Linked DNA regions of Homo sapiens: region 1 is linked to region 2. The links are chromatin loops, found by intact Hi-C in ENCODE. Cell type or tissue: K562. All regions are shown on one strand. Links, peaks and the distances in the headings refer to the core of each region. The heading gives the core; the rest is flanking DNA. Region 1 has its middle 110 kb from the start of CDK6. Region 2 has its middle 71 kb from the start of SAMD9.

Region 1 (4,402 bases), core at 206-4,205, 100 kb after region 2:
AAGGATTAATAATTGATGTTGAAATACAGTTGGAAAAAGTTGACAATGAACTTCTTTCTAAAGGAAAAGACACCTGGATAGAATATCAGATTTATATATTGACTGCCCCAGATAACAGAACTTTCAAGTGACCAAACTTAAAATCACAAGCATTTTGGATTGAACTCTTTCCAAAATGTCATACATGCCTTCTTGCCATTTTATTTTTTTTTTGAGACAGAGTCTTGCTCTGTCATCCAGGTTGGAGTCAGTGGCACAATCTCAGCTCACTGCAGCTTCCACCTCCCGAGTTCAAGCGATTCTCCCGCCTCAGCCTCCCAAGTAGCTACAGCTGGGACTACAGGCGCATGCCACCATGTCCAGCTAATTTTTTTGTATTTTTAGTAGAGATAGGGTTTCACCATGTTGGCCAGGCTGGTCTCGAACTCCTGACCTTGTGATCCGCCCGCCTCACCTCCCAAAGTGCTGGGATTACAGGCGTGAGCCACCGTGCCTGGCCTGCCACCTTTTTTTTTTTTTTTTTTTTTTTTTTTAAGACAGTCTCACTTTGTTGCCTAGGCTGGAGTGCAGTGACACGATCACAGCTCACTGCAGCCTTGACTTCCTGAGCTCAATCCTCCCACCTCAGCCTCCCTAGTAGCTGGAACTACAGGTACAAACCACCACATCTGGCAACTTTTTTTATTTTTTGTAGAGATGGGATCTTGCTATGTTGACCAGGCTGGTCTCGAATCCCTGGCCTCAAGCGATCCATCTACCTCAGCCTTCCAAAGTGAGGAACCACATCCAGCCCTTTCTTGCCATCTTAAACTGAGTAATGTTACATGCTTTAATATCTTTTGGTGAGTCAAAGATAAGCCTTTTAAATAAGTATGATTCTATGGTATAACTGAATGGTATCCTCAGAGAGAATAGTTGAGATTTGGTGGACTTTTTCCCTCTAAAATGCCTTCAGAACCTTACACCATGTTAGTCCTTTGAATTTTTATAGTTCACACTTTCTCTTTTCACTTAAATGTACCTACCACTGTTAATTTTTTCTTCCCTTTTAATTTGCCTTTAAATTTATCATGTACAAAAAATTTAGCTCACTTAATTTACTGGAAGTGTGTGTGCAAATAAGGTTTTATAAATAATGAGTTTTTCTGAGAATTGTGTGGCCTTCAATGTAAAGTTTGTGCCATAACTTCTCAAGAAGTTTGTTTTTAATAACTTCTGTTTCTTACCTGTCTATTGTCCAGTTAACCAGGTTGCCAGATATGCGACCTCTAATTAAGAAAAGCCTAACTGTGGTCACGTAATAATCATTGATCTTCACTTATTACTAGGCTGCTGTAACCATGCTAACTCTTTGCATTCAAATCTATATTTAAAGTTATAGCAGTCACAATCGTGAATGAAATCTAGATGACTTTTCTTTTCAAAGCCTAGGCATTCTCCCATGCCTTTATCCTTTAGACCTCACGAATGAAACCAGGTTAAGAGAAGAAGACACGACTTCAGATGGGAGTTTTACAACTCATCCCTTAATACCTCAAAAATGGAAGAAAACTCCAAAATTGGAGGGTTTTGTCTCCACTAATCTCAGAGATTAAAGAAGGAACAGCAGTAGGAAAACCAGGAAAAATATGCCATTTTATCCTCCTGAAAATCATGATTCTTCAAAATTCTTTTTGAGTTGTAGGCACACAGCACCATTTGGTGCTATGAGAAAAGGCTTTCATCAAGTAAAAGTTCTAAATCTGGCCCTCAAAAGCCACTAAGACATGGCTCAACCCACATTTCTCATCTTCCATTGCTTTCTTTCTGCCAAACCAAATCCTCCCTGATCCCCACATCTCTTTCATCTCTCTGCCTTTGGAGTATTTATTAGGTGCTAATAAATACTCCTCGGAAGGGGAGGGGAAGTAGGGTGGGGATTCCATGGTCAAATAAATTTGGAAAATGCTGGATTAACCAGCGTAAAATAGGTTTCCTTACTATAGTAAGTCTCAGAACCTTTTACAATTCTAATGTTCATTTAAATCTTCAAAGGTAAAATATGGTATAGAAGTGGTATAGATAACCACTCATCTCAGTCGGCCTAGAACAGTCCCAATGTATACCTGTTATCCCAGCATAATTACCAGTGTCCCTTTTAGCTTTTAAAAATGTCTTACATTGTACAATATGGTTTTCCTAGATACAGCACTTTCTAAATTAATTTGACCACTGTTCCCACTTTTCATATAATACCTAAGTATGTGGTAGAATACAGTTTGGGTAGCATGAACTTTCCCCCACTTTGCCAGGTGTCAATGCCTATCCAGATCTCAAATCCCATCCAGAATAGTTTACACTGCGGCAAAGGCTTTCCTCGTTATTTGTCCTCCTCTACAGCTGAAAGTACCTTGTCCTTCTGCTGAGGATCTAACACCTGCTTTTTACCTTTCCCTTGTGACATTGAGTATTTTCTACCCTACTTTTGGTTCGAGGTTCAAGCCTTTCCACTGTGTCATTTATGGTAAAATCCAAGTAGTGTTTCACTTTATCTTCCTGCACAGTGCCAAACTCAGTAAATACCTTTGATTGGTTACACTGGGTTGCACCTGACGCTGTCCTTGCCTCTCATTATAAAGAGGTAGATTCTCAAAGCAGGCCAAGGCAACTCCTTTTCCTGCCTTCTTGGAGACCTCACTCTGCTGACTGTCCCCTCCCTTTCATATCTCCCACAACACTTAAGCATGCTCAGGATTCCTCCATCTTAAATATGCCTGGTTTCTCTCTCCACCGCTCCACTCAAACGATTCACATCAGGGTCAACAGTCCTTTTTTTTTTTTAACTAAATCCTATTAATACTCCTCATTTGGGTTCCAGCTCAGACTCTGAAATGAGTCTGCCTCTTTGATTTATACTCTCTTTACAAGTCTCCAAAGTTTCTCAAAAAGTTAACATAGAATCGTCAAAAGGCCTAGCAATTCCGCTGCTAGATATATACCCAAAGGAAAGGAAAGGACAGACTCAGATACGTGTGCACCAATGTTCATAGCAGCATTATACATGATAGTCAAAAGGTGAAAATGACCCAAAACTCCAGCAATGGATAAGAAATATGGGTATATTACATACAATGGAATATTATTCAGCCTTAAAAGGAAATGAAATTCTGATACAAGCTACAATATGGATGAACTTTGAAGACATGCTGAGCAAAAGAAGCCAGACACAAAAGGGCAAATATTCTGTGATTCCACTTATATGGGATACATAGAATAGGAAAATTCACAGAGACAGAAAGTAAAATAGAGGTCACCAAGGGCTAGGGAAAGGAGAAATGGGCAATTATTGTTTAAGGGGTACAGAGTTTCTATTTGGCATGATGAAAAAGTTCTGGAAATGGCTAGTGCTGATGGTTGTTCAACACTGTGAATATATTTAATTGCCACTGAGTTGCAACACTTAAAGATGGCTAAGGTGGTTAATTTTGCATTATGTATATATTACCACAATAAGAAACAAAACTGTGTAAAATATTAAAATTCCTGAAATATAAAAACATTCATAGTCAACAGAGAAAAATCAGCCTCATAACTCCCTTTTGTTCAATAAGAATCTCATTCTGGGAGAACACCCGAAGTGGGGAATTCCCAATCAAGGGAGGCGTCCTCATCAAGCATATTGGAAAGAGCTTTCCACTTAAACTTATCTCTAGTCCTTCGGGTTACACAGCCACACCTCATTTTACCAGTACCAATATTTCTGTAAAGTTGTAAGCTAAATCATATCTTCCCAGGTCATAACCGAGGTTATATAGGCAGAGGGGTTTTATCTAAATGAAAATTGCTCTTCAGGTGGTGGCATTGCTCCAAGTTTTCCCTTTGGGTTTATCTCATCCTTTTCTTCCCCTACCTAACACTCCTCTACAAAGAGGATAGTGATTTCTAAACAAATAGGTAAGCAAGGAGAGAGCCAGCTATTTGTAAAATCAGAAGGGGCATCAAAGGGAAGAGGCAACATAGTCCACTCCAGTAAGCACAGATTAACTCTTTTATCGAGCATTAAGTTTGTCAATGCTCCAATTCCCTGCCTGTGGTGTATTTTATACTTGTATAATATACTGTCAGTCATGAATGACCTGCTCCCTATGCCCAGATCTTCTGTAACAGCAGGGAGCCAAATCAGTGAGGGTGATTTCTCTGACTTTTCAAATGCAACACATTATTTGTTAGTACTCATTGGCGATGTCCCTATTGCCTGACAAGAAAGTCCTTACCCCAAAGCCTCACAATTTCCAAATCCCAAGTAAAGCATCTTGCTCCCTCAAAGAGTTTTCTATAAGTCTATCATAGGAGAAAGCCTCTAGTGTTTCAAATTATGAATTTTTCGTGGGGGTTGGTAGTGCTTGGGAGCGCCTTGTAAAAT
Region 2 (4,402 bases), core at 299-4,298:
GTTTCTCCTTTCCTACATTATTTTTGCTTACTCACATTTTTGTAGTATTCATTTTAGTTTTCCCATGGATTTAACTATACATTTTTGTATTTTTAAAGTAATTAGGTATTATAACACGCATTATTGACTTACCACAGCCTACCTAGAGTGAATGTTTGACCCCCTTATGTAAAATGTAAAAGCCCAGAAACAATAACATTCCATTAATTCCCAGTCACATGCTATATATCAACATACATTATAATGCCACAATGCAGTGTTTTAAATGTTGCTTTAAACAATGAGCTATGTTTTTTAAAAAGGAAGAAAAAATATTGTATATTTACCTACTTTTGAAAAAACATTTTTGGTGTTCTTTATTTCTTCTGTTGATCTGAGTTGGTACTTAGTATTATTTCCTTTGGTCTGAAAATGTTCTTTTAATATACCTTTAGCAGGTCAGCCTTTATCTTCATTTTTGAAGGATATTTTAGTTGGATGTAGAAGTCCAGATGGACACATTTTATCTTTCAGCACTTTGAAGATGTTGTTACATTGTATCTGTCTCATCGTTTCTGTTGAAAAGTAGGTGATTAATTATATCATTGATCCCTGTATGTGATATCTTTTTCCTCTGACAACTTTGGCTAAACTGTGCCTAGATGTTTGTTTTGTTTTGTTTTGTTTTGTTTTGTTTTGTTTTGTTTTGTTGTACTTGCCTTGCTTGGGGTTTTCTGAGCTTTGTGGATTTATAATTTGATATTTTTCCATTAGTCATCTATTATTTTTTAAATGTTTTCCTTTTCCCTGTCTTCTTTTTCTGGGAAGCCAATTTCATATATATTGGATTATTTGATACTTTCCCACAGGACCTTAAAGTTCTCTTCACACACTGTTTCACATAATTTTTCTTCTCTCTATTCTTCAGACTGGATAGTTTCTATGGATGTCTTCTAATTAACTAATCCTTTGCTCTTAAATTCATCCAGTAAATGTTATTTCAGACATTGTACTTTTTAGCTTGAAAATTTATATTTCATTCTTTTTTAGTTTGCATTTTTCTGCTGAAATATTCCATCTGTCCACTTATTATGACTATCTTATTCTTTAATTCCTTAAACAAATATATAATAGCTAATTTTAAGTCTTTGTAACATCTGAGTCATCTTGGGTCATTTACTGTTTGGTCACGTTTCCCCATTTCTTCATATGTATGTCTAGTACTTCTTTAGTGTATACTGGACATCATAAAGAATACGTTATAAAGTCTAGTTTCTGTTTTTTCCTCTCAACAGTACCGAATTTTGTGGTCCATGGCATTTAAATTACTGGCAGCTCACCAATGAACTTTTAGAGGCTTAATTTTATGCTTTGATGGGGTGTGTTTCCATTGTGTTATTAGTCCTAAAGCAAATCTCTGGAATCTGATAACTAGTCTTTATAACTAAAGCATGAGTTTTCTAGAGTTTAAGTGGAAATCTTGAAAAACTACCAAGCCCCTCAAACTTGGCAGGACTCAAACTCTAAACTCTGTCTTGGTGCAGTGAACAAGAGCTTAAAAATTTCTGTTCTGTTCTTTCAGTCTCTCAGCTACAGTTTTTCACTGGTCAACTTGGAGTTTCCCCTTCACACGTACAGTTCAGGGTCACCAAAGATTAGAGAGGAGATTATGAGCAGATTTGGGGCCTACCTAGCCCCACTGTGATCTTTCTCTCTGGGATTTTTACCCCTCAATTTCCAGATGTTGTGAAAGCTCCAAACACTATCCTTTGACTCCTCAGGTCAATAAGACTGTAGCTTTCTGCTTCAATTCTAGCTGTCCTGCACCAAGTGGAGTATAGAGCACCTTTGGAAAAATCAATAAATACATTGATTTTATCTAATGTGGTTCCTTATTTCAAGGATCAAATTCTCTCTGGTTTTGGGCTGCTTTGTTGTCTCCCCAGTATGTTTCAATTGTTTTCTTTTAATATTTTGTCCAGAGTTCACAATTGTTATCTGTAGGAAGGGCAGTCTGATACAAACTACTGCAACACAACCAGAACCAGAACATATGCAGGCAACTTTTTCATTCTATTTCACTTCAGTAAAAAGTTTTGCACAGGTAGCATAAATTACAGCAAATTTGAAATTTTAGGTGAATCTTTTATTTTTGAATCACAGGTTTCCATTTCTAGATAATCATTGCTTTATTAAAAGGTAGATGCTCCAAAGAGAGAAATAAATGCTTGCCTTCCTTGAGACAATCTCAAAGGAAATGCCATGTCTGTTTTTGTTTAATTTAGTATTTGTAATATAAAGAGGCTTAAGACCTCAGCCTTCTAAAAGTTTTCAACCTGAAAGATGTGAGTTTATTATTATCTATGTGGCCTCCCAGTTTTGCAAATAATCCCTTGAAAACCTCCCTATGGCTGTTTATGTAAATAAGAGATAACTCTGTTTTAATTCATTTCACTGGGTATAGTGTACAAATTAAGGGAAGGAGAGCCAGGTATAAGAATCTAGTGAGCTGGGAAATATGGGATGTTTATTTTGTAGGATGTGGTTTAGAGATTCCTGGTTGGAATGGCCCATACCATAAGAGTTCCGGGTGGGTGCCATGCCACACAGGAAACAATTGTAGCCTGCCCCTGGGAGTAAGCCAGAGAGCTAACAAATTCAGTGTGCATTGTAATGCTTCATCAACACGCCTTCTGCAGGGCCTGCCCTCTCTGCTGGGTCACTGACCTTTATAAGTGCACAGTCATGGCCATCGCCTGACAGGCATGAAAAGGAGACAGACAATGGACGAGAAGGAGACATGCACAGAGGGGGAAAATGCACTCATTCAAGGGATTTACTGGTCAAGGATGTCATGTCCTATGTCCAGTCCCAGAATGCATGTGGTGGTGTTTAAGCCATGCATATCTAGCTACATAAATATAAGGAATGATTATCATCAATATATGAACATAAAAATATCCCTGAGAATCGTGATTGATTTTTGTGGCAGCACAGAACAATGTAGAAAGTAGTTTTGTGCTATAAAATTTTTCACCAATTTATAAAAGCTTTAGATCATTAAAATTGATTAGAGTGTCATACAGCCTGATTTCAAAGGCATTCCAGACTCCAGAGGCGGCATCAGATAGTGACCCGCAAGCTGGGGAGAAAAACATTGAATTTGCATCCTGAATTTGTCCTAAAGGAGCTGTGCAACCTTTGGCCATTTGTTGCAAACAATCAGGCTCCCATTTCTTCATCTGTATACGAGTAGGTGCCATCTTAGTACAATGATACCATTTCCCCGATATTTTAGGATTTCTGTGTTTGTTACTATTCCTTTGCATCCTGAGATGATTCATATAGTTTCTTTTTCAGGAAGTTTAGGAAACATGTTAACACAGTGATTTTCAAAATGAACTTCTGAAACCCTATGTATTTCCCCTGTTCAGTAAGACATACTGGTATTATTTTACATATTGGAATGCCATGTGGACTTTTATTTCTTTTTATTCCATTTTTAAAAGGAGTCTATTTCAAGTCAAAAAAAGCATTTGAAAACCAGTTCTGAAGGATGTTCCTTTTACCTCTGATGGTGTATGATTCTTGTAATGAAAAGGGGATGCATAAATTTGTATCTTTTATTAATAAGCATTTTTCAAAGGCTCTTAACAGTGATATTAAATTAAATGTCTCTCCTATTGATTCTTGATCAAAATAGTGTTCTTATAGAAAAACTATGTATAGCAGATGCATCTGGAAAGGGACATGTGTTCTGAGAACCCCACTCTAGAATGGGAGCACTGTTCTAGAGTACATATACAGCCTCTACCACTACAGAGATTGTCACACAGAGTGGTATTATCACACTGGGTTTGTCAGCATTTCATGGTCTCTAATGGTCTCCTGTGCTTATAGAGCCCAGGGGCATCTCAAAAATGGCATCTTGGCTGGCATTCCACCTCAAAGTGCCTAACAACCCATCTTGCTTCTTGAAGAACTTCTGCTGATTATCAGTGGTTCAGGAAATGTAATCTAATTTTTAACACAAACCAAACCCAAACATAATTACATGCTAAATATGTAGAAAGAACAAGCATATGATGCAGTTCAAAGCCAAATAAACGTGATTTCTATTTTTGATCATTGAAAAGTAATCTTTCTCACCACTGCCTTCTGTAAATATAAGGTAATGTGTGTGAGCCACATGCAAGTGGGTTCCTAAATCCCACTGTATATTTAATATTTATAGTAACTTTCACTCAAGAATCTACTCCCATATGTGCTAGCAATCATTTTTCCACTTTGAAAGCGTGAAGAAATTATTCCCATTTTACAAAAGTAAATAAATTTAGTCCTGGAGAGGATAACATTACAGTTCATTTTCATGTATAAATGGCCTTCCCTGCTAGAGACTGAGCACCTCTATGGGAAAAGAGTG

The links. A loop is a pair of places that touch in the nucleus more often than their neighbours do. Peaks named below come from ENCODE experiments on the same cell type or tissue, not always from the same donor. Only the 100,000 strongest peaks of a DNase experiment are listed, where the experiment ranks them.
Region 1: a loop joins it to region 2, with 2.2 times the contacts of the local background. A loop is called at or near these places in 2 of 110 quality-filtered maps.

The regions. Positions count from the first base shown.
Region 1 is chr7:92,945,342-92,949,743 of GRCh38, reverse strand. No RefSeq gene overlaps it. Among named protein-coding and RNA genes, the nearest start is that of CDK6, 110 kb to the right of the region's middle. In K562, for the core only: no CTCF peak of the experiment used is centred there; no DNase peak of the experiment used is centred there.
Region 2 is chr7:93,045,110-93,049,511 of GRCh38, reverse strand. No RefSeq gene overlaps it. Among named protein-coding and RNA genes, the nearest start is that of SAMD9, 71 kb to the left of the region's middle. In K562, for the core only: no CTCF peak of the experiment used is centred there; a DNase peak (open chromatin) is centred at 2,711.